Regions from separate parts of the Mus musculus genome. Here regions 1, 2, 4, 5 and 6 are each linked to region 3. The links are chromatin loops, found by intact Hi-C in ENCODE. Cell type or tissue: heart. All regions are shown on one strand. Region 1 overlaps Cib4 (calcium and integrin binding family member 4). Region 2 holds the start of Selenoi (selenoprotein I). Region 3 has its middle 9.6 kb from the start of Mir5625. Region 4 overlaps Otof (otoferlin). Region 5 overlaps Otof (otoferlin). Region 6 holds the start of Kcnk3 (potassium channel, subfamily K, member 3).

The links. Hi-C counts contacts between places; a loop is a spot of excess contacts. Peaks named below come from ENCODE experiments on the same cell type or tissue, not always from the same donor. Only the 100,000 strongest peaks of a DNase experiment are listed, where the experiment ranks them.
Region 1: a loop joins it to region 3, with 10 times the contacts of the local background. A loop is called at or near these places in 40 of 42 quality-filtered maps.
Region 2: a loop joins it to region 3, with 2.4 times the contacts of the local background. A loop is called at or near these places in 2 of 42 quality-filtered maps.
Region 4: it touches region 3 in a loop (10-fold over the local background); 23 of 42 quality-filtered maps call a loop at or near these places.
Region 5: it touches region 3 in a loop (3.0-fold over the local background); 11 of 42 quality-filtered maps call a loop at or near these places.
Region 6: a loop joins it to region 3, with 5 times the contacts of the local background. A loop is called at or near these places in 7 of 42 quality-filtered maps.

What each region holds. Positions count from the first base shown.
Region 1 is chr5:30,514,206-30,519,205 of GRCm38, forward strand. The region is part of intron 3 of Cib4 (calcium and integrin binding family member 4); the gene reads right to left. Among named protein-coding and RNA genes, the nearest start is that of Gm40272, 29 kb to the right of the region's middle. In heart, a CTCF peak has its summit at 2,376 (motif pointing right); a DNase peak (open chromatin) is centred at 2,366; H3K27ac peaks cover 2,106 bases.
Region 2 is chr5:30,228,580-30,233,579 of GRCm38, forward strand. Selenoi (selenoprotein I) reads left to right here and starts at 4,002. Exons shown (of 10, transcript NM_027652.3): 1 at 4,002-4,236. The coding sequence starts at 4,180. In heart, CTCF peaks have their summits at 2,525 (motif pointing right) and 4,054; a DNase peak (open chromatin) is centred at 3,942; H3K4me3 peaks cover 2,012 bases; H3K27ac peaks cover 1,727 bases.
Region 3 is chr5:30,635,857-30,640,856 of GRCm38, forward strand. No RefSeq gene overlaps it. Among named protein-coding and RNA genes, the nearest start is that of Mir5625, 9.6 kb to the right of the region's middle. In heart, a CTCF peak has its summit at 2,392 (motif pointing left); a DNase peak (open chromatin) is centred at 2,405; H3K27me3 peaks cover 687 bases.
Region 4 is chr5:30,421,117-30,426,116 of GRCm38, forward strand. The region is part of intron 3 of Otof (otoferlin); the gene reads right to left. Among named protein-coding and RNA genes, the nearest start is that of Otof, 38 kb to the right of the region's middle. In heart, a CTCF peak has its summit at 2,619; no DNase peak of the experiment used is centred here; H3K27ac peaks cover 324 bases; H3K27me3 peaks cover 282 bases.
Region 5 is chr5:30,389,577-30,394,576 of GRCm38, forward strand. It overlaps Otof (otoferlin), which reads right to left. Exons shown (of 47, transcript NM_001286421.1): 11 at 4,545-4,629; 12 at 196-355. Among named protein-coding and RNA genes, the nearest start is that of Otof, 70 kb to the right of the region's middle. In heart, a CTCF peak has its summit at 2,079 (motif pointing right); no DNase peak of the experiment used is centred here; H3K27ac peaks cover 356 bases; H3K27me3 peaks cover 403 bases.
Region 6 is chr5:30,585,033-30,590,032 of GRCm38, forward strand. Kcnk3 (potassium channel, subfamily K, member 3) reads left to right here and starts at 3,138. Exons shown (of 2, transcript NM_010608.2): 1 at 3,138-3,567. The coding sequence starts at 3,285. It overlaps Gm9899 (predicted gene 9899), which reads right to left and starts at 3,587. Exons shown (of 4, transcript NR_040427.1): 1 at 3,339-3,587. In heart, no CTCF peak of the experiment used is centred here; DNase peaks (open chromatin) are centred at 1,839, 2,259, 3,039, 3,832 and 1 weaker place; H3K4me3 peaks cover 2,502 bases; H3K27ac peaks cover 3,091 bases; H3K27me3 peaks cover 2,094 bases.

The sequences.
Region 1 (5,000 bases), 120 kb before region 3:
CACACCTGAGTTCAAAACATAAATCACAGGTTACCATGTGGAGTAAGCAAGGTGTGATAGCCAGGCACCAGCATGGACTCCGTGGTGTCTACCAAACGTAAGTAGAGAGCTACAAAGGCTAACTACTGATGGGTGACATCAGGGTGTGGGTGTGTGCTCCTGTGTTTGCAGGTGCAGACTGTTCACACATGCATGTGCCAGTCTGTGAAGGTCAGAGGGCAGCCTCAACTGTTCCTCCCATGTGCTATCAACCTTGTCTGTCTGAGGCAGGGTCTCTCACTAGCCTGAGCTATGCCAAGCTAAGCAGCTGTGACTTTAGGCTAGGACTCCAGGGATCTGCCTGTCTCTGCCTTCCCAGCCCTGGGATTACAAATTAATATGCCCTGCTTCACATATCTCTGTCTCACCATTTGCCCAGGGGCTATATGCTGATCTCTGTATCATTCCAATTTTAGTATACATGCTGCCTAGGTGAGTGCCTGGCTCTTTTTTTTTTTTTTTTTATGGACTCTGGGCATTGATCTCAGGTTCCAGCAGCAAACACTTTGCTGACAGAACTGTCTCCCAAACTCCAAATTTCCTAGTTTTGATTGGTATGACATGATTCTGTAAAATACTGACATCAGGGAAGGTGGACTGAAAGCAGAGAACAGAGCCCACCTTCTAAATCCCATGAGAAACTGTTGCAGTAACAAACCACGTTTGGAAACAAAACTCAAGAATATGTGAACAGAGCCGGGCAGTGGTGGTGTATGCCTTTAATCCCAGGACCTGAGAGGCAGGTGGATTTCTGAGTTCGAGGCTAGTCTGGTCTACAGAGTGAGTTCCAGGACAGCCAGGGTTACACAGAGAAACCCTGTCTTGAACAAAAAAAAAAAAAAAAAAAAAAAAAAAGCCATGTAAAAAATGCTATTGGATGGGGGTCACATTAGCAGAAAAATAATGTAACAGAAACAGGGTCCACGGTGACTCAAATGACAGGGTAGGCACTGACAGTAAAATAACATCTGTAGCCACACTACTTATGTTTTAGAAGGTAGAGGAAGCTGGGCTCAGAGGTACACACTATAAAACCCATCTACTCTAAAAAATAAAGCAGGAGATTGATTGCCTGAGCTCAGGAGTTTCACACCAGCCTAGCAACAAAGTGAGTCCCTGTCTCAAAGCAAACAAGCATTAGAAAAGAAATGATTTGTAAACTGTAATCACACATATCAAAACAAAATAAAATAAAATCAAAACAACAACAAAAGCCCCAACTTTTTTCCAGAGATAAAAGGAGGACCTAGACAGGAACAAAAATAAAATGACACCAGATTTCCTGTGTAAGCAGATCAGATGAGAAGAAAACCATTGTTTAATTTTCTGGAGAACGAAATAAAGTTCTTATCCTGCTATATTCTATACCTAGCAAAGATGTCCTCCAGGCAGGAGAGTTGTTTTACCCCCAACAAACAAAGCTGAGAGAACTTGATAGCAGCCGACTGGAGCTGGAAAAAGCATCCCAGGAAGAAACCCAGAATAAGCACAAGGAAAATACCGGAAAGAAACTCAGATCTACACAGAGGAGTGAAGAGACCAGAAATGAGAGAACAGAAGAGTCTTTTGAAGAGACAATCCATGATTCCAGGTGGAAATGTCAACATTTTTCTGCCAATAGTAGAACAGGTAAACTGCCCCCAAAGTCATAAGGAATGTAAGACTATCAACCAACAGGATGTAATCACTATTTTCTAGAAAGTTTTACCTATCACAGCAAATAAACATTTTTTTTCAAGTACATTTTGAACATTGAGCAAAATAGACCAGATTTTGAGTTAAAAAGCAAGTCACTGAATTTAAGAGGGCTTAAATCATACAAACTGTGTTATTTTATCATTACTAAATAATTAGAAATCAACAATGGAGAAAACAACTAAAAAACCCACAGCAAATGAGAACATATTTTGAGTTAAGTGAAAATAAAAGCATATCAAAAGTTGTGGGTTTTTCAGTGAAAACGGTGCATACATGGAAGTTATGTATAGGAAAAAGGAAAAGGATAACTAAAAATAAGTCTTTACAAGATCCTTCACCTGTTGAGGAGGGAGAGCTATGGGGGGAGGGGGTGTCTACAGGCCAGCGAATGCTGGAACCCTCCCACACAACTTCTGAGCTGTCTGCTCCCTGGGAAGTAGCTGTCCCAGAGGAACGGAAGAGCTTGGTGGCAGGAGCAGTGGCACGGGGGCCACAGGTCAATGGAGCTCTGTGCTCCTTGAAAGCAGAAGAGCTGGGTGGACCCTTCTGTGTGAGGTTCCTCTCCTGTATGCCCAGGAGGAACCCCTGCTTCCTGATCTGAACCCGGAACAGCCCTTTGGCACCAGAGCAGTTTCACCAGAAGGTGGCAGTGTTAGGTCAGAACCACAGGGTCAGTTCCCAAATCCAACACAAATGAGCGCCTGCTGTATGCAGACAGTAGCAAGGCAGACATTAGCGCTCTGTGTGACAGTAAAGAAAGCAGGGCTCACAGGGAGAACTGGCCCCTGACTGTCTGCGGTAGCCTTAAAGAACCTTGCGGGTGTTTTTTGTACAGACTTTCTAAGACCTTTGGATATTTAAGTAAACCCCCCAAAATTTCTCAAAAATCATGTTCCTAAACATAGGACATGAGGGTCCCAGGGCATTACTCAGAATCCCATGTTGAGAATGCCAGCTGTCAGGGGTTCAGAAGACAGGTCAGGACTGGTGAAAATGCCACTTTATCTGTGGATATAAAGTTGCAAAGCTCATAATCTGAACTCATGCCCTTGTAGCAAGTGTGTGTGAGTCCCCGAACTAGATCCTGGGGGTGGGGGGTCTCCCATCATGACATGGAAGCTATATCTGCCTTTTCCATGAGGCCCCCTGCACTTAGAGATGTCTCTCCAGAAACGCAAAACATGAGAGAAAAGTCTAAACCAGACACCACAGCCCCCTTTATCCTCAGGGGAAGTGGGAAGTTAAGATAGGCCTGAAGCCTTGCACAAGCTCCGTGATACCTCGAAGTTGCTCAGACAACTGAGGTAACTACTGGGTGTTCAGTAGGAGGGTAGCACACACAGTGTGGATTCTCTGGATGCAGGGAAGAGTTGTGTCTCCAGCTGGAAAGCAAGATTCCATCAGGGTACTCAGAAACGCATACTCCATTGATTTCTGCTGCCTGCGATGGCTCGAGGATTAAGAGCACATGCTGCTCTTGCAGAGGATCTGAGTTTGGTTCCCAGCACTCGCAACTGCCTGTAACTCTACTGACATGGGGGATCCAACACCTCCGGCCTCTGAGGATAATTGTACTCATGGACACAGACAGACACACAGACATAAAATTTAATAAATAAATTAATTAATTAGCTGTTTCTTTGCAGACCACAGAAACACTACCCTTGGTAGGCCGCAGTTGGCTGTGGGTAATTGAAACTGTACAGGGCAATGGCCGACGAGCCAGGACTGCAGCACACAGCAAAGCATGATGGTTCGAGCCAGGACAGTGGAGTGTGTGCTGAGAGGGAGGACAGACAAACAGCCTGGAAGGGAGGACCAGGAAGAAGCAGACCAGGGAAGGACTGAGGCCAGTGGAGGGATGAGGAGATGGAGGCAGATCCCTGGAGAAGAGACCACAGAGTGAGGCCGAGGGCTCTCTCTTGCTTCAGGCTTCTCCCAGTTCCCTGCTTTCCACAGGACAAGCAGAGCTACAGAGAAGAGAACAGTAACAGGGCTGGCCTGGGACCCTGAAGGCCCTTGGAGGCCCTGACTGTTCTGCGTGACCCTGCATGCCCATTTCAGGGGATGGGAGCTGAAACATGAGGGTGAAGAGGGGTGGAGGGGTGGGAACGAGGGACAGAGGAGGGTCGGGGCGAGAACTCCTAGGTTGAAGCTGGCAGGTAAACACTCTTCTTCTGTAGCCAGGCCCTGGGGGCAGGGGGGTTATCCCCACTAGTCTCTGCCTCAAAAGTTCACCCTTCTTAAAGGTCCTATGAAAGCTGTCTTCTGGTGACAGATGGGCTGGCAGGGACAAGCTGGGGATGTGTCCTGCCGGCAGCTGGAGGCAGATCACTGATGGAACAAATAGGCAAGCTAGGCAGTAAAAACATTAAATATTATTAAACAACTGTGGGTTCACAAGGCCTGCACCTGGCTCAGCTCCAGCAGACCGGTTCTCTGCCTAGATTCCAGGCCCGTAGCTATCTAATGCTTCCCCGAGGAACCTTCCAGAAGATCTTCCTGCCATAGACCTTTCCTAAGGAAGAGCTAAAGGGGCCTGATTCTTCCGAGGCCATCCAGGACTTGGGCCTTATGCTGTGGAAGGCTTGGGACACAGTGAACCAAGAAGAGGTTCTGGACGTATTAAATAATATTTAAGACTCTGTATAATAAAAACAGCAAAAACAAGCTCTGTGACTTTGGGTAGACCACAGGGCCTCTCCATTTCCCCATCTATAAAAGGGGCAGGCTAAGAACTTAGTTCATGGGTTTTTATGCTGTTTGAATGAGACCATATGTGTATCTGGTACACAGGCCACTGGTAAACGTTCTATAGTGTTATCAGCCCAGCCCACTTGGCCAGCCTGCCATCAGTATCATGTTCGACCTGCCACAGTAGAGAACTATGCGGTTTTAAGCTCCCAGCAAGCCTGTTTCCCAAGCCAGTATGCCAGGATGCAGCTCCTGGATTTCAAAGCTGCCTGTGCATTGTTTCACTCTGCAGTTGGAGCGGAGGTACGCACTTGTTGCGGGCCTAAGGGGAGCTTTAGCAGGAATCCCAGTTCCTTAAGCACAGTGGTCCTTCTGAGTCTCTGTGTGGCCAACGGTCCGACAATACAGAAGTCCTCGGTGACCGTCAAAACACCAAGAAACAGCAGGCAAGAGTTAGGATGTCCTTGGGCTGTCTCCACTGGTGGTTCCTGCCCCTACCAGGACCTTTCATCCAGCAAGGGGGGACAGAGCTACAGGTAGGGCAAAGTCACCTATCAGGTGCACAGGAC
Region 2 (5,000 bases), 410 kb before region 3:
CTCTGCTCTGGAGTCAAAGCAGCTGCGTTTGCTCGGGCCTGCGCTTGTGCAGCCTCTTGCCATAGAGCTCTCCATTCCATATATTTGCCCATACTAGGGAGAGCGGCTTTTACAATCGTTTGCCAGTCGGCAGGAGTTAGTGCCATGTCGGCAAGCCTGTCTAACTGCACCAAGGTAAAATTAGCATTGGTTCCATATTTACGGACCGACTCGGCAAGCTCTTTAATCTGCACATATTCTACCGGAGCGTGGACACGCCCACCCTCGGCTCCTTCAAAGACCGGAAATGGCTGTTGTATTTTCCTTTGTTCCTCTCTGGGAATGAATGAGTCTGCGCATTGCCTCTCTGCGCAGGGCTGACGCACTACGCAGGGCGGGGGCTCCGCATAGGGCGGAAGTGCACCTTGAAGCCGACTGCCCGGAGGCCAAGCAGCAAACTGGCCTTCGCCAGCCGCTTTTGGCTTTTTCCTTAACTGATTAGCTAGCACTTTATCTGGCTGGTACCCTTTTCTCTCATAATGAGCTGCTTCCTCCTCCAAGTCTGTTTCTTCAGAGGAGAATTCTTCATCTGCTTCAGAGCTACTAAGAGCTGGCTCCTTGAGCTCATCTAGTGATGAGTATAGGCTCCTTCTCCTAGAGACCTCCGCTAATTGATCTTTTTTTTTTTCTTTTTTCTTTTCCTTCCTTCTAATCTCTCCCCAGGTATTCTTACCTGACCTAAACTTTTCCTCGGGTTCAAGACCCTTGGAAAGGCCTGTATACTTATTTTGTGAACCATATTTCCTCTTTGCTCCTACTCTCTCTCCCCGCTTTACTTCTGATAGATTGCCCTGAATTTCATCCAGAATTTTTAGCCCTACCTTAATCACTTGATAACATGTGAAAAAGAACAAAAAGGCTCCTAACACTAGAAAAAGTTCAAGGCCAAACATACCTTGTAAAGCTATTTCCCACTTTACTTCTGATAGACTGTCTTGAATTTCGTTAGAAAGTTTAAGACCAGACTTACCTTGTAAAGCTGTACTCACTGGTACCCCTGTTCCCCAGCTGAAGAGTTCTGAATTCATGCAGTTGAATCCTTCTCAACAGTCTGTTTTATGGGAACACTTCATTACCATGACCCGCAGTTCTGGTTCTGGAATGAGGGATCTTCCTTGCGCCGGTGATGGTTAACTCCCGTCCCGAGTTTTCTTGTCCTGGGTTTTTTCGTCCTGGGTTCTTTCTTCCCGGATTTCGGCACCAACTCTTACACGCGTTCACGCGACCGGCCAGGAAGAACGCAACAAACCAGAATCTTCTGCGGTAAAAACTTTATTATTTACATCTTCAGGAGCAAGAGTGCAAGAGCCCCCCAAAAGCAAAAACGAAACCCCGTCCCTCTTAAGGAGAGTTATCCTTCGCCTAGGACGTATCACTCCCTGATTGGCTGCAGCCCATGGCCGAGTTGTCGTCACGGGGAAGGCAGAGCACATGGGGTGGAGAACTACCCTTGGCACATGCGCAGATTATTTGTTTACCACTTAGAACACAGCTGTCAGCGCCATCTTGTAACGGCGAATGTGGGGGCGGCTTCCCACAAGAGACCTTAAGGTCTGGCAAGATGGCTTAAAGGGTAAAGGCACTTTGGTGCCAAGCCTGATAACATAAGTTAGATTCCCCACAACTCACAAGTTGGGAGGAGAAAATCAACTGTGGAAAACTGTCTTCTGATCCATCCATGCTCACTCTCCCCCACAAATACATGTTATTAATTAAAAAAAAAAACTGGGGCAAAGTGAAATTGAATTGTTGAAGATCCCTCAGATAACAAGTATAAGATGACAAAGGCCAGACAAAGTTCTGTATTATTTCTGTTTAAGATCTCAGGATTTATAATTGATTCTAAGTTTTAACAACCATCCACACAGGAGAGGCAGTGAACCGCAACTACTCGCTGTCACAAAATTTAAAGCTGTGGGGCTGGAGAGATGGCTCAGTAGTTAAGAGTGCTGACTGCTATGCAGAGAGGACCAGGGTTCCTCCTGAGCACCCACGTCCTGAAGCTCACAACCGCCTCTAACTCCAGCTCCAGGGACACGAGATGGCCCCGGTCTCCTCAGGCACCTATACTTACGTGCACATACTCACACACATAATTAAAGGTAACAAGAGTCCTTTAAAACATTCAAAATTGTTCTTTAAAAAAATATTTCCTAGATTGCCTTTGGGGCAGGAGGATCATGAGTTTAAGTCAACATTGGCTACAGTGATTCTTCTTACACCTCAGCTCTCCAGAAAGCTGGGATTGTAGGGGTCCACAGCCACACTCAGCTCTGGTAGGGTGGTAATGGGGAAGGGACTGGTAAGGGTGGGTGGGACTGGGAAGAGAGGAGGGAGGGGGGTTGTGAGCCGATGTAAAGTGGATAATAAATGTGTAGCTCATGTACTGTTATTAGTTTGCAGTTGTGTAAGTTTTTAAAAAATTACTTTTTATTTTACACGTATGGGTGTGTGTTTGCCTGCATCCTGTGCATGCAGTGTCCTTGAAGGCCACAGGAGGGCATCAGATTCGCTGGAACTGGAGCTACAGATGGGTGTGAGCCACCTCTGGGAGTTGAACTCAGGATCTCCAGAAGAGCAGTCATTACTCTTAACGGCTGAGCCATCTCTCCAGCCCTATCCTGTCACTTTTAAATGTTTTTCCACAAGTAGTTAAAGTATTTTAAGTATGGTTTGTATTTCAGATGGAATGGTGCAAGGCTCATATTAAAAAAAAATTGATGACAAGATTCTTTTTGTCATATTTATATTGACTAGAAAAACTACATAGCAAAGATTTTATGTTGGTTTAATGGACACTTTATATGCATCATCTCATTAAGAACTGTACATTTTAGAGGTGGGTGTGGTGGCTCACACTTGATATTGATAATATTGTCATGAATCTGAGGTTAGTCTGGGCTGAATAGTGAGTTCCAGGCTAGCTAGGAGCTGGTATGGGATCCTGTCTCAAAAAAGCCGGAAACTGTGCTTAGCATATCTTAGGTCCTGACAGCAATTTGTTAAGTGAATGACTCCAAGGAACTTAAGTGGAGATTTCAAATTAATTGCCCTCATTCCAGGGAACAAGGGAACTATTAGACTCACTGATAATCTGTTTCTAATAGGGCTATATTTCTAATTGGGCTAACCATTTCCAACCAAATAAGTGCTTCTGGATAGGCATTGTAATTTGAATTTCTTGCTGGTACTGGAGAATACACAACTCCGGACTGTGTGCTAAGGGAAATGGGGCAAATGCCTCTCATCTCAAAGTTAATGGGTTGGCGATGATGTATGCAAAATTCTCTGCACGTAAGGCACGCAATAAAAAGTAGCAATTATTAAACATTTCCTATTATTAGACACATATTAACCACTGGTGACGTGTTCTTTCTACAATGCACTGGGCCCTAGTTGTAAAATCACTCCTTGTAAACACAGGGCCCCGTCGAGATTGAGAGATCAATGGTTTTATGGGGGAATCGAGGAGACTTAAGCAATTGGAATTCGCACCGGCTGAACCAGTGGAATTTGACGAGGCAGTCCAAGGTTCACAAGCATCATGGATCAGAAGGGACTGATTTTCAAGTCCCTTTGGATTACTCGATGTTTCCCGTTCGCCCGACATCATCATTTCAGGATCCCGAAGCTCCAGGCGCTCACAGCCCGCTGTGGCACACACCTGCCTCCGCCCTTCCCCTCGAACGCCCCCGTACACACTCACCCGGGCCACAAGATTATGCGAGCATCCCACACAATCACTCGGGGTTCCTATAGCAGAGACAAGAGCAAAGGCTGCTGGGAAGTTGACCTTTCACTCCTCCTCTTACTTCAGTTCACCTATTTTGACTCTGGCAAATGAAGCGACGAAGACGGTAGGAGGGGCGGGACTTGGCGATGGCCATCCCGTGCCGATTGGATTGAGGCGGTGCTGGGGGCGGGCCGTGTAAGGGGCGGTGTCCCTACCCGCGGGAGCCGCGGGGCTGCGCTTGCGCACTGGGTGCGCTACGCGTGCGCGGTGGGCGGAGCGCGCCTCTACCTTCTTTACCAGCCCAGGCTTTCCTAGCTCTGCACAACGCCGTGTGCTGCTCCTGTTTCATTGCCCTGTCGCGCAGTGTCGCTGCCGCTGCGGAGTGGGCGTTCAGTTTTCGGGTCGTCATGGCTGGCTACGAATACGTGAGCCCAGAGCAGCTGTCGGGCTTTGACAAGTACAAGGTAGAGAAGGCGAGCAGGCGGTCGCCCATCTCCCCCGCGCCCGGGCCGCGCCCTGGCCGGCGAGGGGCCGGCGCGGTCCGTGTCACCTTGCGCCTGCCGCGTGGCGCGCCGGCGGGCGTTGTTGAAGGGGATTCTGGGGGCGGGAGGTCGCGGTCGGGAAGCTTGGGAGCATCCTAGGCCGGCCGCCCGGTCTTGGCACCCCGCGGGAGACTGCCTTTTCCTTAGAGAGTGGGGTGAAGAAATTCCTTTCTCTCCTTTTCCTTATTAATTGTCACTGCGGCGGGTTTTCAGCCTTTCCCAGAGAGGGTGTTGTTCCCTTCTTTTGGTCGTCGTTTGAATGAGCTTCTCACATGCCTCTCAGTGCTTACAACTTCAGAGATCTGGATGGTCTTTTAGCGGATGCTAAGGGAGGGAAGTGACTTTTTCAGGCCTTAATGCAGATGCACTCCACCCTACCCCTGGAAAAGGGCTTTCACTGAGGCTCGTAGCGCTGGCACTGCAGGTTAAGACGTTGTGCACTAGAAGAAACTGTATAGTGCAAAGAGCGCGCGGGCTTTGGAGTACATAGAAACGCGATGCCAAAGTCAAGTTTCTTCTTTTGGCTTTGGACGAGTCGTTGAAACCCTACTCAGCCTCTCTTTTAGGCTCTTTAGCCTAAGTGTGAGTTTCTCTTGTGCTTAGTATATTGGAAAGGGTTGAAAAGAGTCTGGCACGGCATGAACCCCCAAGAAATGCTGGTGGTTCCAGCATTCTGGGGTTGCAAA
Region 3 (5,000 bases):
CTTTCACTCTTCCCTAAACCCATAAAGCCAGCAGGGATGCAAAACAGTGCCCACTGCAGAAGTGAAGGTTCCACACATAGGTGGGTGTGGCTGTCTAAAGTCCCCACAGCTGAAAGGCTTAGGATGAAGGAGCTTAGCCTCCTGGTTGGCCCACGTGGAGGGGGTCTTAGAAGCATGAGGAAATCTGCAGAATTTACAGAGAGTGCAGAAGAGCCACTTTTTCAATGCCTCCCTGAGTTTGCCACTACTGAAAAAAGAAAAAGATAGGACCATCTTGTCCTAACCTTCTCTTGCAAATGAAGATCCATCCTCAGTACAGAAAACTGAAGCAATGTGTCCCAAAGCCAGAGAGAGAGAGAGAGAGAGAGAGAGAGAGAGAACTTCTCGCCTTCTGGCCTGACAGTTTATGGTCAGAATCTGTCCACTGCATCCCATGAAGCTGGGGAGGCCCAAGTGACTGGGCAGCAGGGTGGGAATATAGGAGACCTCTCACTGTTCATGCCTTGACAGTGCTTGGGCAAGGTGAGGAGACCTGCCCACCCACCTGTCTCACCCCCCATCGGGAAGCAGAACCTAAAGAGGAGCAAGAATGAGGTCACAAGTCCATATTCCGTGCTCTGAACATCAAGAAGAGAGTCTTTAACAAGAGAAGAGTATGTGGTCACTGTTGGAGGGGATTCCCGCTTAGCACCCCCTTTTTCTGCACACACAACACTGGGGAATTCCTAGACCTGAGCCGCAGAGGCTTATGGGTTCAAGTGCAATTGTCATTATCACGGAGAGGACAACTGTTCCGACTGGTGCTGCTGCAGGCCACACACTTTTAAGATTGTACCCATCTTACAGGTAAGAGAGCTTGAGGCTGCTGAATGACTCCCCTGGAATGCAGTGCTCTCTTTTCTTCCTGCCACCTGCTAGCCTGGGTTATCCGCTGTTAATGGTCTCGGGATAGAATGACCCAGCCTCACCAACTCAGCCAACACCATCATGGGGGCTCAGCTGATTCTCATCAGCCCAAAGTCCTTCAGTGCTATCTTCTTAGCCACTGCCCTGTTTCCCTCACACAAGGCTGATCCTCAGCCAGCTAAAACTGTCTCTTCCACTTGCCAGAGTGAGCTAGCCAACCCTGTCCCTGGAGAAACCTTGGGCAGTGGACGCTAGGAAGCTCCATTTTAACAGGAATGTTTTGGGAATCCCTGGCTTGGGATGGGGATCCCTTCTAGGAGGCTTTACCTCCATAGAACAACGGGCCAATTGTGGGGGAAAGCAAGCGACCTTTCCTCAAGGCCCACAGAGTGGAAGGAAGCTGTGCTCAGGGGACAGGAGAGGAACTGAGCAGAGGCCCCACCCACCTGAGAGAGGCCCCACCCACCTGAGCAGAGGCCCCCACCCACCCGGGCTGTAGCACCTCTCTCGGGCGGACGAGAGGGTCCCTCTGTGGCATCTTGCCCACTTGTCATCTTTCCTCTGCTGTGGGGAAGAGGTCATTTGGCTCTGAGTCACTAAACATCAAATGTTAGCAGTCCTAGTGGTTTCCAGCCATTTTTTAAATGAAGCTTTGACCAAAGACTCCTTTAAAAGGCCATCCTTTTTCTTTAGACCACGGTGTTTACACTTGATGGCCCTTAAACAGAGCTGCTTTTAAGCAAAGACATTCACTACTTTCCTCACATGTCCCCATAAAAAGAAAAATCTGAAGAACGTCTGTATCTGCCAGCCAGGAACTTGCTTGAGAATCCAGTGACCCGAGTGCGGTACGGGAAGACAACCCTGGCTATGCTTCTTCCACCCAGAAGCCCCTCTGCCTCCCAGAGGTCTATGGACATCAACCCCTCTGAAGAGGGTCCATCCTGTGAGTTATAAGGGTGATCACTACATATACTAATTCTTTAATGTGTCCAGGGCACAAGCTACCTGCAGAACTGCATACACGTTTTTGACAGTAACCCCATATGGGAGCTACGATATTATACCCATTTTACAGATAGGAATCTAAGTCTCAGAGAAGCCGACAGTCTGTCTCAGTCCTGATTACATATATGAGGCTCTCCGGGATTCTGACTCCACCGTGAAAGGCATAGACAGAAGCCTCCTTCAAACCCCGGCTCTCTCAACCTTTTGGCTGTGCCACCTGCCATTCTGGTTACGGAGGCTTGGCTGTGTTGTCTCCCCTCTGACCCTTGAGGAAACTGAAACCTTGGTACTCTTTCTTGTTTTTCTGAACCTCTCAGACCTAGCAAATCGCCCCCTAATGTCCAAGGTAATGTCTCTGCTGGGGGTTTGCCTTCAGTACCAAAATTGCCTCAGGTGACCCACAACCGGCTTTAAAGGCTGGCTGGCACAGCAACGTCTATCCTCCAGTGGCAGGGTCAGCACGCCATCTGGTGGCTCCTAGTAGACCTTGAACAGCCTGTGATGTGGGAGAAGCCTGTCCACATCTGGTGGCCCAGCCGAAGGGCTCAGAGAGAGGAAGTGACCAGCTTTATGTTACACAGCAAAACAGAATCCAGACGCAACTCTTAGGCAACAAGCCATGCTTTCCTAATTTGCTGCAAGCTGAGTGTCTAGGAGCAGGGTGCAGCCTTCAGTTCTGATAGACGTGAGTTAAAGGAGGTGCAGGACGCTCTCACTATCTGTTCCTGTAAACTTTTTATTCTGTTACCTTTATGAATAGGTAAGTTTACACGTGGTGTAAATGCAAGAGGCACAAAAATGCATGCTATGAAGAAGGAGTCTCTCACCCCAGGACACCATCACTCAATTACCAGTTTCCACATGTCCAGCCAGACTTTCCATATACTTTCAAATACCTGTAGATCCTTGCATCTCTCCATGCAACACCAAACATACATAGTGCTCTCAACACTGCTGTGCACACAGGGAACATCTTGATTTTTATAAAGTGACACTGTGCAGTGCATGGGGTTGACACCACTTAGTTAATCCTTTCCTAATAGACATTAGGTGATTGCTGATGCTCTGGAGGACATCAAGGATCTCCCAATATTCACCCCAATAATGAACATTTGTGGGGTGGGGAAACGAGTTAGAATACAACAGACATGGGTCTGCTGCAGTTTCCCATTAGGATCCATTTTAGCTCTTAACCCAAAAAACAAAATGTCTATCAGTGCCCAGGGACACATGGCAGCCCCATGCTAGGACATGGGGTGTACACTTGTGACTTTTGTAGACATAGTCAAATTGTCCTCTCCCGAGGTCACACACTGTCTTGACACCAGTGTATCAGCTTCCAACATCTTAACTATCATCTTGTCCACTCAGGCCCATGAACTAGCTCAGTAGTTAAGGCACTAGCAGCCCAGCCTGGTGACCTGAGTTCAGTCCCCAGGGCCTAATGGTGGAGGGGGAGAACCAACTCCTGCAAGTTGTCCTCTGACCCACACAAGTGACTGCACACTCATTTGCACATACACAATAAATAAATACAAAAAGGAGATCTTCTTTAAAAATCAATGAAATTGCTGTTAGACAGGTGAAAAGGGTGTTCTCTGTGATTTAGCACTTCTTTAGGGTAGGTGATGGATGAGAAGCAGTTGCTCATGGTCCCGAGAGAAACTTCCTCTTGTCCTGATCGTAGGATTGCACTCACAGGCTGTTTTCCTTTTATATTTTATCTTGTTTGTATTGGATTTTTGTTCACATCACTAAAACACCAATTGTCCTCTGACCTCCACACATGCACTGTGGCCCATGCTCACACACATACAATAGGTAAAATGTTTTAGAGGGAGAGAGAGAGAGAGAGAGAGAGGAGAGAGTCGTGTGCGGGATACTGATGTCCAAACACGGTGTAGCATGAACTCAGCAGCTGTTGTGGTTGGACCTGCTAGCATCCTGTCATGGAGCAGGGAGGGGCTCGAGAGGCTACACCCCATCTGATAGTTTATCCACAGCTGGCAGAGTCTGGTGGAAGCAAAGGCATTTTCTTCAGGAGTGTAGGTGCTTGTGTGCCTGTGAACAACCCTGATTAAACTCACTGTGTCACACACAGAGAGGAGTGAAAGAAGAAAACGGACATGAGAAAGAAAAGCAGTGGGGATGGGAGGGAAAACAAGCACTATGAGAGGGTCATAATAAAACCCTTATTTACAAACAATAATAAAGATAAACACAAAAGATGAAAACTTGATGTTTCTGCCTCCATTTTACACCTGCCTCTTGCTCCAGCAATCCTCTTGGGTTCCAGAAACAGCAGGTTTGCTAGGTAAACATCTTGTGACAAGAATCACCCCACCCTGGCTGCAGCAACTTTTCTACAGAGGTCAAGGCGCTACCTGACTATTCCCAATACAGTGATCAGCCTGATCACACTTTAACCAAGACCGATCAAGAGGCTGTGCTCTTTGCCTCCCTGCTCTGGTCCATCTAGGGGTTCCTGTCAATTATTCAAAAGTGGGATAGTGACTTCCAAACATGTCAGGGCTAAAGACACTGGTTGCCTTGTCTTCCTGATACAGCTGTGTTGATTAATGTTCCTTCCTGTTCACTTCTGTGGAGATCAGGCTGCAGCTGCTATAAGTCACTAAATATTGTCCAGCACAGTGTCTTTCTGGCTATGCCTTGCCTTGAGTTATCTGTCTCACAGAGCACCAGTTTGCTCTGTCTTGAATGCTGAATGCTAAAGCAGCATGGCCCAGCATCTTGTTTATGTAAATGAAGAACCAGAGTCCAGCCAGCAGAGGCCGTAAGACGCAGTCTAAGAAGTGACTTGCTTATACAAATAAAATACAAAACAATATATAAAAAACAGGCTAGTGAACTCCTCAAACTTGCCAAACCAAGTGGGGAAAGCAACCCTCTTTCCTGACTGTATGGGCGCCCGCCAGCCGGCCAACCATCCAATGCATCCCACAGGCTCCAGCTCTGCCTTAGGACTTCTGCTCAGCCCGTTTGAATCACAGTTCCTCCACACCAGCTCTACATCTCAAGCCAGCTAGAACCGGCTCTGTAACTGGGCTGTGGCACCAGCAGTGTAT
Region 4 (5,000 bases), 210 kb before region 3:
CTGATCTCAGTGTCTGGCTGGCACAGAGACCGAGAGAAACATGAAAACCCTAGCCTGGTACTGGAGACAGTAGCCCAGTAACCTGAGGTTATGAGATTGTCTGACCCCTTAAGTGTCCCCTGGAAATGAAGAAGAAAGAATTCTAAGTGGTGTCCACAGATAGAGATGGGGAACGTAGCACCGGGACTGCAGCTGGTCCCCTGCAGTATGGAAGCTTCCAGATGCCATAATGGAAGGTGGTGGGAAGGCATCGAGGCTTCTGATGATGGTGGTGGTGATGGCGGGGGTGGCAGTGTCAGGGTGTGTGTGTGTGTGTGTGTGTGTGTGTGTGTGTGTGTTGGAGACTGAACTCTGCATCATACTGGACAAGTAAGTGATTGGCCATTGAGCTACAGCCCAGCCTAGACCTCTAGCTACACAAGCACTCCTTTCTTCTACTTCCTGACTGGAGTAGAGGCCTCTAGCATCACCAACACCACACATACATCCACCCCACATTTGCTGTGCATAAGCTCCTGGGACCACAGAGTCCCCCCTAATTCAGTTGTATAGCGGAGACAAGCACAAAGAATCACACCAGAGACAATCTCTGCAGCAGAAACCCAGCTCGGATGCTTCCATGGGTGGTGTCTGCCCAGGGAAACTCACCTAAGCTTTCTTGTCTTAGTTTTCTTCTAAGCTAAGCTAATGATCTTAATTTCACTTCATAAATGACGTGCTTGTCCCCCCGACACGCCCTCCACCTGATGCTCCAATTGTTACTTGTGGTCTTCACAGGACAGCCTGTGTATTCTATATTTAAACTCCATCTGCGGTTCCCCACACACCAGGGTCCTCAATGGCTGAGCAGTGGTGGGTGCCTGATCAATGCTGAGACTGGAAAGCTGTTGCCCTGGGAGGGATCAGAGGACTCAGAGAGATGCCTTCCTGCGGTACATCCACCTGGACCCACAGAGAACTCATGCCATTTCCACAGAAGTGACAAAGAGGTTCAAGGAACACACAGTATGTGAAACTTGGAAGCAATCTGGGGGACACTTGTGCTACTTGAAGTTTGTAGAGAGAGGTGGGGCCAAGAAAGGGGACAGCGACGCAACTAATTAATGACAAATATGAGTGAGTTCTGACAAAAACATGCTTGTTGCTTATAAAATACTAAGGGAGAACACTGTTTTGTTTGTTTGTTTGTTTAAATTCTGAGGCTAGGAAGATAGTTTAGTGACTGAAATGTTTGTCTCATGAAAGTGAGGACCGGAGTTTAGATCCCTAGTATGTCTGTCTGTCTGTCTGCCTGTCTGTCTGCCTGCCTGTCTGCCTGCCTGCCTGCCTGCCTGTCTGCCTGCCTGTCTGCCTGCCTGCCTATCTGTCTCCCTCCCTCCCTCCCTCCCTCCCTCCCTCCCTCCCTCCCTCCCTCCCTCCCTCCCTCCCTCCCTCCCTCCTTCCTTCCTTCCTTCCTTCCTTCCCTCCCTCCCCCCAAAAGGTCAGGAGCAGAGGTGCTCATCTCTAACTCCAGCATGAAGAGGCTGAGATAGGTGAGCCCCAGAGCTCATCGATGGCCAGGCAGTCTGGCACAATCAGTGAGCCCTGGTTTCAGTGAGAAACCCTGTCTCAAGAAATGATGAGGTAGATAGAAATAGAGAAAGACACCCAATGTTGACGTCTTGCGTACATGTGTGCAACACAAGCACATATGTGCACACATGGGGTGGGAGAGGAAGAGGAGACATACATTTGTATACACATGTGCACATATACACATGAACATGTATGTCTCCCCCTCCAGTCCTCCCAGCTGTGTCAAGAGCACACAGTGGGAACAGCTGTAAGAGATGATTCTGACATGCTTGCCCCCCAAGCTCACGGCCTCATTGAGTCGCACGTCTCCCATCCCCCCGTGCTAAGTTAAGACTTAGGGGTTTTTGATTCTTCCCAGAGAAGTTCCATAGAAGCTTCCAGTCCCATCTTGGGTTCTCGTCACTTTGCAGATACACATGGTGGGTGGGTGGAGCACTGAGTCCTGAGCTGGGGTCCAGGAGATCCCAAGTCACTGCTAGGGAGTTTATGTCCTGTCTTTATAAAGAGAAGGGGTAGAACACCAAGTTGGTGAGATCACAACAGTCAGCAGTGGGCATGAAGGAACGCACTGGCCTTGTAAAGGCCTCAAGTGCTTGGCTCATCAGTGGCATCAATGGAGTCTTGGGGATGCGCCAACTCCTCATAGACCTGCTGTCACTGCTGGTTTGCAGCATTCACTGGTTTCTGCAGTGCATACACTCACAGCACACCCAATTTTAATATTCTAACAGTTCCCCCAGAGGGATCTGCTGACTCTGCAGGCTACACCTTTAGGCTGGAGGTGGCGGTGGGAGAGCCCTGAGTATGTGCACTTTCAAGCACGGTGATGCTGTTACTGCCACTTGGGGCACACATGGAGAAGCTGTCCTACCCTGAGCCTTTGCTGACAGGCTCTTGTGAGTCCTTGTCACCCCAGTAAGCCCTGCCAGGCAACTGCTGAGGGCTGGAACTCAGGCACATTTGTTCTCAATCTGAAACGCCCGAGAGTAGCCAAAGGAGGTGCCTAGGATCTACTAAGGTGCTGCAATGTTACAAAACACCCCCCAGGGGGCAGGAGGGAGCCATTCCCCTGCAGTTGCTGAGAGAGCCTCTGGTGATGTCTTCTACATTTCTTTTCCTTTACAGTCTGAGATCCTAGACTCGGGAGGGGCTTGGGAGGAGAACTTGGCGAGTGCGAATCCTTGAAATGACCCCTCCCATCAAGCTTTCAAGCCTCGTCCAGACAGGAAATGGAAGGCAACACCAGTATTAATACTGCAATCTGTTTCCACTGCTAGTCCACACCTCACTGCCTGCAACATGCAGCAAACCGCCCTCCTGGCCAATCTCCCATTCCTTGCCCCCTGGGTCAAGCTCTAAGGACATGTGATCTGTCATTCCATAAGGGAGGAGGCATAGACTATGGAAGAGTTCTGCTCTGGAATCAGATGTAGCAGTCCCTCAGGGGGCCTTCACCCCCGGTAGTTATGTGATGGTAGCTAGTTCTGCAACCTCTGCAAGTCTTGTGCTGTTTTTTTTCCTCTTAAAGATTCTGATGCCATCTCCCCCCACCCCCACCCTCCATGCTGGTGTGGAGATCCAGCTCTGTATTGCTGCAGGCCCTCTGCCTCACTGTCTCTTCTCCTTGCTATTGTGTGTGACCTGCATTTAGAGGGCTCAGCCAGGTCTGGTCTTCTCTGTTAGGTGAGCGCTAGCAACAGAGCCAGGCTGTCACTGACCCTTGAAGATCTTAAAGTGGTGGTGTGGTGATGGTGGTGGTGGTGGTGGTAATGCGTGTGTGTGTATAAAACAGCTCCCCTTTCCTCAAAAAAATAAACATGAATAAATAAAAGATCGTAACCCATAAAACAATAAAGTTTTAAATGGACAGTTGATATCTCAGTAAAGAATTTTTTCAACCTACTGTCTAGCTGGGTCTTGGTTCCCCAGGCTGACCACACATCCCTTATGTGGCCCTAGAAGCACACCCATTAGAAAGAGGGCAGCCCTCATGGAAACCCTACAGAGTAGCCTGGGAGAAGCCAGAATTATCAGGTAGGTGGGCAATGGGGAGGAGGCCTCAAGTGCAGATGGGCTCACAGACTGGCCACAGCAGAGCACCAACTGGGCACCAGAATCCTGTCAATAATTTATCGTCCTCCCCTGGGAGCTGGTGTCAAGTGCCCCGGGCTCAGTCCGGCTGCCACTGTGCTCCTGGCTTCTGAATTATTCAGAGCAGCTGGCATTCTTGGTGGAAGGAGCCATTGCCCCTTAAAGTCCTGGTAAGGCTACACAGGATACATAAAACCTCTTCCTAATATGTTTTCATGAAAGTTCCAGGTTTCTTGGAGAAAGCCCTGGTTCTAGGACACTTGGGGACCTTATGGTCCCTGGCCAGCAGCTTTCCACCCTTGTACCATGTCTTTACCTCCTGGCAGTCCCTAACACCACTGGACAGAACCAGATAGTCCTCTTCTCTAACTCCAAGGTAGGAAGCCCTGAGCCCCCACCTAGCTCCAAGCACCTTACTCCAAGGTTGGCCTGTGTCTCTTCTTCACATCTTAGGTCTTGGCCAAGAGTGGCTTGAATGGTCATCCTCCACCAGGCCTGGTCCCATGTGACTTTCCTGCTTTCTCTTGGGTGGGGGAAGGGAGGGCACAGTTAGGAGATAGGCCACTTTGCTCTATCTTCCCTCTGTTTTGCATTTAGGAAAACCTAAAATGAGCTTTAATGTTTGGTAGATTCACTGTGTGGTCATCCAATGCCCCTTAAAATTCCTCAATCTTTTACTTTGTCTATAGCCGGAATCCTGATGGATCCAGGCTCTCTGCGCTTCGGTGTCTGCTCTGGCAATGCCCACTGTGGCGAATCAGCAACCTCTTCTTCAGATTCTTCTGCAGCATTCATGTGCTTTGGCTGCTGAGAGCTACAGAGGGTTAGAAGAGGAGGTGGAGGACATATGTCCTGCCCCTGCTCTCCTGGAGTCTTCTCACATGACCTCCATGTGCCTCTGAGCCTCAGTTTCCCTTTTTTCACAGTAAGGGTTTTACCACTGAGCTCCTGAGAGCTCTGGCATCTGTAGACAGGCCCTGGGTGGAGTTCTTTGGTTCTCTCCCCGGTTTCTGAGTCTGCTTTCTTCTGTATCCACTCAGTCTGCACTGGGCCCTTCTCTTCTCCCTGTTTCCCCTGCCTTATTAATCACAGAGTGTCTCACACCAAATAAGAAAGCCATATTTTATCTTGGGGATGCTTTCCTTATTATTATTATTATTATTATTATTATTATTATTATTATTATTATTATTATTTTGTAGAACCAGAAAAAGCTGACTGAGTGATGCCACCCTTTGGAGACAAAGAGAAGGCTTCTGGCCCTAGCCATACTTTCTGTGGTCCTGACAGCAGGCCTGAAATCTGCTCTTTGAGGTTTATCTGTTTGGCTCACC
Region 5 (5,000 bases), 250 kb before region 3:
CCGGAAGTCTAGATGTCAAAGCACTACCTTCCATTAACCCCGGTGACCACATTGCCTTGGGCCCCAGAGGAGAGACTGGCAGGGTGAAGTGTGGAAGTAAGGGGGCTAATGGTAAGAATTCTGGGTTCAGACCACTCTACAAGCTTCCTTTGGGGGAACTTTGTGTTCAGGTCTCTAGGGGAGATGGAGCCTCACCCTTCAATGTCGTCCTCATCCGTCTCGTTGGCCTTGTGGGGTGTCTTGATGTTGTCTCCCTTGCCCACCACAGCGACATCACACTTTACATAACCCTTCAACCCAGCAGAGATGTCATCGGGGTCTGACAGGATGGCCCATTTGTGATGGAACTGGTGTTCTGCAGAGGTGGAAGGGCATTGCATTTACCATCTATCCCAGGATTCCACAGGGCGTCCAAGCTCAGTGCTTGCTAGGGCTTGCAAGCTCAAGGCTGCAGGCTCAGGAGACTCAAGGCCATGGCTCTGGTTGCATTCAGCCAGTGAAGACAGAGGGCCTCTGCAGGCAGAGGGCTGAGCGAGACCCTGCCCAGGAGCAAGTGTCAGGACTCCGAATTGCTTCCAAGTCAGTTTCACAGCTTGCAGTCTCTGCTGTGGTCCCTGCTACAGCTGGCCCCCATAGCTGCTAGATAGGGCCTACTATAATAGAGGCTTTACCTATCATGTTCTTCCTTTCAGCCCTTCTGAGTCTCTCCGTGTCTTGAGGTGAAGCCAAACATGTGGCAATGCTACTCTCTTCCCTGCTTGGTCCCACCACCCCAGGACTGTCCAGGCAAAGTACCCATTGCTTCCTGAGCTTACACAGAGCCAAACTCTAGGTCATTGTGTCTGCTCCGAATGTCCTCGCCTTCTTCCTCCTCCTTAGTTAGCTGGAAAACGGATCATTTTATCCAAGAGTCTCCTCTTCCATGCAGCGTCCCCTGACCCCTTCAGAGGAATAGGCCCTGACCTCTCAGTGCTCACAGGGTCCCGTGTGCATGCCCCCCACCACAGAAATCACCTACGCAATGCCTGTCTCCATGTTGAGACTGGTGCAGAGATTAGCAGTGTGCCTTCTGGTGTCCCCAGGCCACAGGACAGTGTAGAGAAAGGTACAAGTGTCAGCAAAGGAGGCATTTTAGGAAGATTTGTCCCCACTGGGTTGATTTTAAAGTTAGTGATAAGGTACGAGGTGGGGAGACCTGCTTAACAGTTTCCTGCAGGAATTGAAATCTGCAGGGGCTCAGAACTCACCCCGCTCCCCTCCCTTCCCACCTGTGTCTTCCAAGGTTCTGAGCCCAGTGGCACCCTCGAGTTGAGGTTGGGGAAGGGAGCAGAATACAGCCTGTGTGTGTGTGGGTCGGCTGGCCCAGCTGTCACGACGGTCATGGCCATAGCAGTGTCAACTGAGAGTCAAGGGTGCTGAGGGGCCAGGAAACCTTAGTGTTTGGAGTCACTGGGGCCCCTCTGATGAGCTGGTGGCCTCAGGAGGAGGGTGCCATAGTTTCCTGGACCTCATGGCTCTGAGCAGATATAAATAGGAAGGAGCTGGCGAGACAGACAAGGGCTGAGTGTGGCTGCCCGCTGGCCTTGGGAATGTATGGGTAAATAGATGGTGGGTGGACTAATTTATAGCAGGGTCTGTTATGTTGTGGACAAAGGAGTGGATGTTTGTATGAGTGGGTAGATGGAAAAGGCATGCACATGGTTGGGTGAAACTGAGTGAATTTGGCAAGGAAAGATCACAATTCTGGCAAAACAGAATTTACCTTTAAACCCAAAAGCTATTGGAAGATAAACCTGAAAAAACATGGCTGAAGATTATAGGTGGCAAAAAATACAGGCGGCAGATTTGGGTCTGACATACATGAAATAGAGTTGGGTGTGAGTGTCCCACTTCTGGTTGGCTGAGGGTCAGGGATGCAGCTGAGGGGCATTTGTGTGGGATGCACACCGGGTTCATAGTCTCTGAGGCCTCAAGTCTGGAGGCTGCAATCTCCAGCTGGAGAAGCAAGAACAACTGGAGAGCCGCGACCAAGGAAAGGGTAGCTCTGGCCACGGCAACTACAACTCATCTCCAGCAGAGGGCAGCAGCAAGCAATTTCCTGCACTTGCAATCAAGCCAAGGTTGGCCATGCCTCTGGAAGGTTACCGGGAGGAGCAGTAAGTCTGGGAGTGGGTTACCCTAGTGCAGAGGCCCACAAAGGCCTGAGCTCAACTTCTGTCTGACAGTTACTCCACAGTAGTTTTGGACTTGGAGAGTCTCGATTTCCTTACTGTCAGACAGGAACAACCACGTCTACATGGATTGAGAAGTTAGACCTACTGGAACATGTCCAGTGTCTGAACCCACCTCCTCCATAACAGCTGCGTTTTCCGTGTAGACCAGACTGGCCTCGAACTCAGAGATCCTCCTTCCTCTGTCTCCTGAGTGCTGGGATTTAGGGGGCACTCCACCACTGCCCTCAGCAGCAGTTTCTCAATCAGAACTCAATCACTGTGGGCACATACTAAGTTCCCACTCTATCTTGGCTGAAGGTCTGCTGATGCTTGGCCTAGCGAGGAGACCATCTCCAGAGACCCTGGCAGCACTCAAGCCTATGGGCACGGCTGGGCTTGTCTCCTGCGAAGCAATGTAGCAAAGTGTAGCTCATTGCTTCCCAGGAGGCTCCCATCCTGTACGGGGCTGTGGGAAGGCCTGGGTATCAGAACAGGCTCTCCCTCTTACTTTAAGGTAAATCTCCTTATCACCTTGGGCCTATCCATCGTTCTTTCTTTTCTTGTTTTTTTTTTTTTTTTTTTTTTTTTTTTTTTTTTTTTTGGTTTTTCGAGACAGTGTTTCTCTGTATAGCCCTGGCTGTCCTGGAACTCACTCTGTAGACCAGGCTGGCCTCGAACTCAGAAATCTGCCTGCCTCTGCCTCCCGAGTGCTGGGATTAAAGGCGTGCGCCACCACGCCCGGCTTGTTCTTTCTTTTCATGAATCATAGTTACAGTACTTACTATATAGCTAAGAATGGCCCTGAACTTCTGATTCTCCAGCTTCTACCTCCCAAGGGCTAGGATTATAGTTGTGTGCCACCACACCTGGATTATAGAGGGCAGAGGATTTAACTCAGCACTTTGGCTATGCCAGGCAAGTACCCCACTGAGATACACCCCCAGTCCAGCTCTCTATCTGGACAGATAGCCTACAGGTGTTTTGAGGTCTCACACATCTGGAATGGTTTGACCCATGAGTTCATGTCTTAGACTCACATCTCCTGATACAAGTCACTGTTACAGTGGGCACCAGCTGAGTGTTATTAGGGCCACAAGAAAATGCCAACTGTTTCACCTACTTCTGAGTGGCTCCTCCAAGCCCCTCCCCATTTCTCTCTGCTCATTGGCTCCTCTGTAAAGCTGAAGGGATGTTACTGTGTCTTTAATTGATTTATGATTTATTTATTTAATTGATTTATGTCAAATGTGACAATTTGGATTGAGATTGTATTGTCACCAACAAAGGGCCTTGTAGGGTAATTATTGATTTCTGAGTAGTTTCACTTCAGGGACATGGATATCCCCAAGTTGGCCACTTAGTGACAAGCCCTCTAGACCAGTGGTTCTTAGCCTTCCTGATGCTGTGACCCTTCACATGGCTCCCCATGTTGTAGTGACCCCCAGCCATAAAATTATTTCCAGTGTTACTTTATAATTGTAATTTTGCTACTGTTGCGAATCATAATGTCTGTGTTTTCTGACGGTCTTAGGTGACCTCTGTGAAAGGGTCATTCAACCCCAAAGGGGTCCCGACCAACAGATTAAGAACTGTTGCTCTAGACCATCACTTGGGGTACCCATACCAACTCTTGGGGTGCCCATACCAACTCTATACAGCGCTGGCCATAGGTACCTGTGGAATTATAATCAGACACAGCCTTTCTTGCCATAGCTGCTCCTAGGGTAACTGGGGTCCCTTGTGAAAAGCGATTTTAGAGCCCAGAGTGCCCCAAAGTTGTGCATTACACTTGCCATTGGTTGTTACCACGCTTAGATTGGGTGGTTCACTTGTTGGATACCACATGCCCTGGTATCCCCCTGACTAGCTGATTGGCTGGGCCAAACCCTGGCACATCTGTGAGTCTCAGGCCTCTTAACTGCCAGGGGGTGATGGGGATTTTGTAAGGACAGCAGGGTCTTTTCTGCTCAGCAGGTGCCAGCCAGAGGCAGTGGGTGGGCACGGCCCCTCCAGGGCTCTCACTGCCCTCTGTATAACTGCTCTCATAGGACACAGGGGAGGTGATGTTCTCCTGTACCACGTGTATTTGAGCTACCTCTCTGTACTGTTATTCCCAGGTCCCTTCCCCCATAATGAGCAAACACCTATCAGACATGGCGCACACGACTCCTACATCTGTGTGTAGAGTGCACACGGTTTCACTGCCACTCCCGTGGCTGCCCTACTCATGGACAGTGGGCTGTGTCTGTGCTCCTTGATGGATGCCAGGAGCCAAATAGCAAGCATGTTCTGGAGCTGCATGCACGAGCCAGTTCTTGAGGGGTTACTCACCAGGCTGGGAATACACAGTCCCCACATCCATTTTGAAGGAACCCACCAGGGTGCCGCTCCGAAGCAGGTTCTTAGAATGGATAACCTTCCAGAGCAGAATCACAAGCAGCCAGTCAGGCTCTGCAGGGAGTAGCCTTTGGGGATGGGGTGTGAAGGGGCAGGGGCAGGGGCAGGGCCCACTGATGATAGATAGTGTTACCTCCATCTTTCTTAGTAAAGTGGGAAGGTATTTGGCAGGGAACAGGGCTGGTTTGCTGAAAGCTCAGCATCAGCCTCTCCTGCCCAACGCCATGCTCCCCTCCCCCCAATGCCGTTACATATATGAGTAGGTTTTACACTTTACAGAGGAATCCAGCTGAAGGGGCAAGAGGGGGTCAATATCCATTCTCTGTTCCCCTTTGGCCAGCCATGCATCCAGGCATAGGGCTGCTGTGTTATGAACAGCACATTACAGGG
Region 6 (5,000 bases), 51 kb before region 3:
GCATGCTAAGCTGGAAATGACTGTGTGTAATATTTAGTATACAGTGGGGCATGGTAGCTAATGGTAAATCCCAAACAATTTACTCTAACCTTGTGGCAGTTGTTTTCCTCACAAACTAGTCTTCAAAGAAGCGGCTGTTTATCCCTATTTTGCCTAATTCTCAAGAGGATGGATCAAACAGATGTAATCAGGCCAGGAAGGGCATGGGATGTTATAAATGGAAGGCATGCTGATATTTTCTGGTCTGAATCCACCACTTAGGGATGTGGCAAGGGGGCAGCTGACCTCTAATGCTGCTGCAAACACAGGCAGAAACAGGTTGACTTTGAGCAGGTGTGGGCAGGTCCGAGGGTCCCGTGCAGAAGATACTGAGGTATGCTGTTGGGTCTTTGATGCAATCCAACCCAGCTCACCAGGAAGAGGATGGCTGAAATGGTGCCTGCTGTCCCAGGGGTTGATCAGAAACCTTGACTGTGCTCCTCTGTCCCAACCCTCCCTCTGCAAGGGACAGGATGGACAGGGGAACGCAAGCTGCCCTCCAGGACTCAGGACATGCAATACAGGTGTTCTGGTCCTGGATATGACAGAAGCTTGTAAGCACTGCTTCCCTCTGTAGGACCCTCACTGCCTTTCTCAGTACTGTCCAGGCCTCAGTTTCCTTATCTGTAACATGAGAAAGCTGAGAGAGAGGACATCTGAGAATCCTTTAGTTCTCAAGAGCTACAAGAACAATTAAATTAATAATAAATATTTTGCCCCAAAGACAGCTTTCCCCTTCCCTAAACCTCTTTTACTTAATAATACTGCCTTTCATTTGTATAGCAGTCTGGGGTTGGCACCCGGAAGTGGGAAAAACATGACAGCATCCCCACTAAAGCCCAGCCCTAAGGAAGTCACTTGCACAGACAGACAGATCTTGGGAGTAAATGGTTCCTGGGAGGATCCTGACTGGGAACCAGCACATCAGAAGTGCATGGGATTCTGGGAATGGCATGGCTCTTCTTCCTGAAGCCAAAGGATGCCAGGGACAAAGATCCCCAACAGGCCCACAAGGCCAAGGAAAGACCTTCCTTTGTGGGGAGAGGAGGCACAGGTCCCTCATTGAGGTGTGCTGGTCTAGACGCCTGAGTCTTTAAAAAAGGTAAAGGTCACTAGAGAACCTCACCTATTCTCCTTGCAAACATGTGACTTCCTTTGATTCCTTACAGCCAACTGCTCAGGAGACTAATACATAATGATCAAACCCATCTTACAGGTGGAGAAAGAAAGGCTCAAGGACTCAAGGAGAAGACTGTCAAGGAGAAGAATGTGAGCTCGAGAAACAGACAAGAAGTCTCTTTCCAACTCAGTGACCCTGGGTGATTGTATTGCTGTTAGCCTCAGTTTCTTCATCTATAAAACAGTCCTAATTATAAGCAAACCTACCTTTGAGGACCAAGGAAAAGATTAAGGTCACAGGTATAGCATACTCTGAAAGATACAGGGTTGCATCCTTGTGGACTGAATGGGCAGGTAGCTCTTCTGAGGTGCTTTTGGACACAAAGTGGTATCTGGCAATGACATCCCAGCCCAGAATGTGGCAGATGGTGCCCCCCCCCCCCCCGCTGGCTACCTCCTGAGCCATGAGTTTTGGGTCTCTTCCACAACTCTCTGCTCGGCCTATGCCAGGGTCCTGTGAAGGGCTGTTTGACCCTTCTTGGCACTGGGATTTGCATTCCGATCATTCTGCTCTCTCAGCCCATCCATGTCCAGTGCTGTTTGGAGCTGAGTAAGGCCCCAGGGATCATCTGCCATGACAACTCATGGCAGAGATAAGGACAGGAGGCTCCAAGAGGGGCAGGGACACTTTGCCTGAGTTCCCACTGCCTGGCCAGTTTCCTCTTCAGTGCCACAGACACCAGGTTGACAGATGAAGAAACTAAGGCAGAGGGACCCCTATGCCAGTTCCTTCAGTCTGTCAGAGAGTTACCAGGTCTGGATGCCCTTACCCCAACCCCAGTTTTAGCTGTATCCCCAATCCTGTGCTGTGCTACAAGGTGGCATCCTTTGTTTTCTATGTTGCAATGCCCAAGTCAAGCCTGTTGTGCTGGTGTAGGGCAAGGGCCATCAATATCAAGATGGGGTAAGTGGTCACAGCCACCAGCCTAGGCTTTCTCAGCCAGTCCCCAGTGCCTGGTGCTAACCTGGGAGGGACTCAGTGTTCGGAGAGAAAGCTCTCCCTTGGGTATTGGCTCCTGTGTGTCCTGGGCCACAGCAGATCCCTGCCAGTTTCTAAGATAAGCCAAACGCTGGAGCACAGGAAGGGTCATGTGATCTGAGTGGAGAGGACTGAGCCCTGGTCTTTCCCCCAACTCTCCAAGTGTGTCATATGTGTCAGCTCACCTCCTATGCCCCAGGTTCCTTATCCATGGGCTAAAGATTGAGCCAGTGGGACCCAAGGTCCCCTCCAGCCTCAGCACTATGACTAGGGCAAGGGTGGAGAAAAGGGATTGCTTTTGGGAGCTTGGGGTCTTGCCCTTTCCTCTCCTCTTTCCGCCCCTTTTCAGGACATTTGTACTCCAGCACTCACAAGTTTCCCCGTCTCAGTCTGTCCCTCTCTTTGCATCGTTTGCACCGCATTTTCCTGACAGATCCCTCTTTTCCTGGGTCTGTGTGGTTAGTCTCCTCCATCACACACACACACACACACACACACACACACACACACACACACACAGAGGCCCCTACCCTGGGTCCTCTCCCTTCCCTGTAGTTATCTGTTTTCCTGCCTAGTTTTCTCTGGGGCTGGCGGGCTGGATCTCTGTCTCCCTCTCTCTCTCTCTCTTTCTCTCTCTCTTTCTCCCTCCCTCTCCCATCTTGCTCACCCCCCCCCCCCAGCTCTCGCTCTCCCTCTCTCTCGCTCTCTCTCTCCCGCCTCTGTCCTGCCCGGGTTCTCCCGCTTGCTCCCCCCTCCCCCCCCCCCGCCCTCGGCACGGCTCCCCAGTCCTTATTTGGCTGGGCGGGAGGGCAGGCGGGAGGTGGCGGCCCGCGGCCGGGGGGCGGGCGCGGGGGCGGGCGGAGGAGGGTGGTGGGTGGTGCTGAAGGGACAGCTCCGCGGCGGCCGGCAGCGGCGGCGGCGGTGGCGGCGGCGGCGGTGGCCCCGGGGTGCGGAGCTGGTGCCCGGCGTGGAGATCCGCGAGCGCAGCCATGCCCCAGGCCGCCTCCGGGGCAGCAGCGGCGGCGGCGGCCGGGGCCGGGGCGCGGGCCGGAGACGCCGGAGGGCCGGCGAGGACCCGGGAGGGACGATGAAGCGGCAGAATGTGCGCACGTTGGCTCTCATCGTGTGCACCTTCACCTACCTGCTGGTGGGCGCCGCGGTGTTCGACGCACTGGAGTCGGAGCCGGAGATGATCGAGCGGCAGCGGCTGGAGCTGCGGCAGCTGGAGCTGCGGGCGCGCTACAACCTCAGCGAGGGCGGCTACGAGGAGCTGGAGCGCGTCGTGCTGCGCCTCAAGCCGCACAAGGCCGGCGTGCAGTGGCGCTTCGCCGGCTCCTTCTACTTCGCCATCACCGTCATCACCACCATCGGTAACTACACTCGCCGCGCCGGCGGGGACGGGGGCGGGGACCTGGGATGCTGGGGAGCCGCCCGCGGCTGAGGGGTCCCTGCGGAGCGGGGCGGGTCGCCGAACCCGCGCGCTCCCAGTGGCCGGGGCTCAGCCCGGTGTGTCTGCTCTGCGGGAACCCCTGACTTCGACCTGTCTCCAGTCCGGCCAGCCCTAAGTTGGCCTTGCCGGGCTGTGCGAGGACCCCAGGGGACTTAAGTGTGTGAGAGGGACAGGAGCGGCCGGCCGAGGCTCGGGAGGAGGGGTGTGGCCGGGCTAGGCCCTGGGGCTGGGCATCCAGAGTAAGGGCCGGAGAGAGCGCCACTCCTCCGTGTCCCTGACGCTGGGCTTGGGCACCCGGGTGTCCACACCTGCTGGGCGTTGGGAAGGCACGTAGATGCCGGAAAGCTGCACTCCGCGACACACGGGGCCACTCTCTAACTGCGACTGAGTGCTGCTAGGGAGGGGGGTGGGTTGCGTGTGTCCGTGTGGGTGTGTGAGTGTGAGTGTGAGTGTGTGTCCACCTCCATGAGTTTGGGCTGCACCAGACAGGGCCTGTAATTCTCTGAGGGCAGCAGATCAGGGGCTGGAATCCAGATTCTGTCCTGTTAGCCTTCTTCCCCAGTGTCCCAGTAAAACAGTCACCTCACGGGAATGGCTCCACTTCTTTTCCAAAGCCAGGGCAGATCATGCTGTAGGAGGCCATACACACACCCAGCTCCTCTGAGAACATGACACACAGGTACACACACACACACACACACAGAGAGAGAGAGAGAGAGAGAGAGAGAGAGAGCACAAATAGATGTCTGCCAGGAAAAGCACCTCAAGACAGGCCCTTTGCCGTGTTGCTGAAGTATCCAACCAGGATTACACAGTGTAACCATTCCCAGGACCCTGTGATTTGCAGCCCAGCTCCACCACCTCTGCATGACCGACCTTGGTCAAGTTCCTTCTGCTGCCTGGATCTTGGGCTCATGTCCCAACATGTAGAGGTTGGCCAAAAGGATGTCAAGGGCTCTTCCCAGCCCTGACGTGCTTGGACTCTGAGATTGGGAACCCACCTTGCCCCAAAGCCATTGGGATGCCTCCGGGAGCTGAATCTTCTTCCTCTTCCCCACCCCTTCTCATCCTGACCCCCACCCCCTTCCCTTGGCCCAACTCCCAGGGACTCATTGCCATTTGGCAAAACCCATAGCAAGATGGCAGTGTTTTCCTGGGAGTCAACAGGAGAGGAAGTGGGTAAAAGACAGAGCTGGACACAGCCTATGCTGTGTCCACTGCAGAATGCTGCTCTGATGTTCTGTTGCTCTCCAGCAGTGGGGAGAGGACTCCCAGATACCACCTAAAGGACAGATTTGGTCTGGGCCCCTTCCTTCACATCCCACTGCCACTTGCCTGAGTTTAACAGCAGGT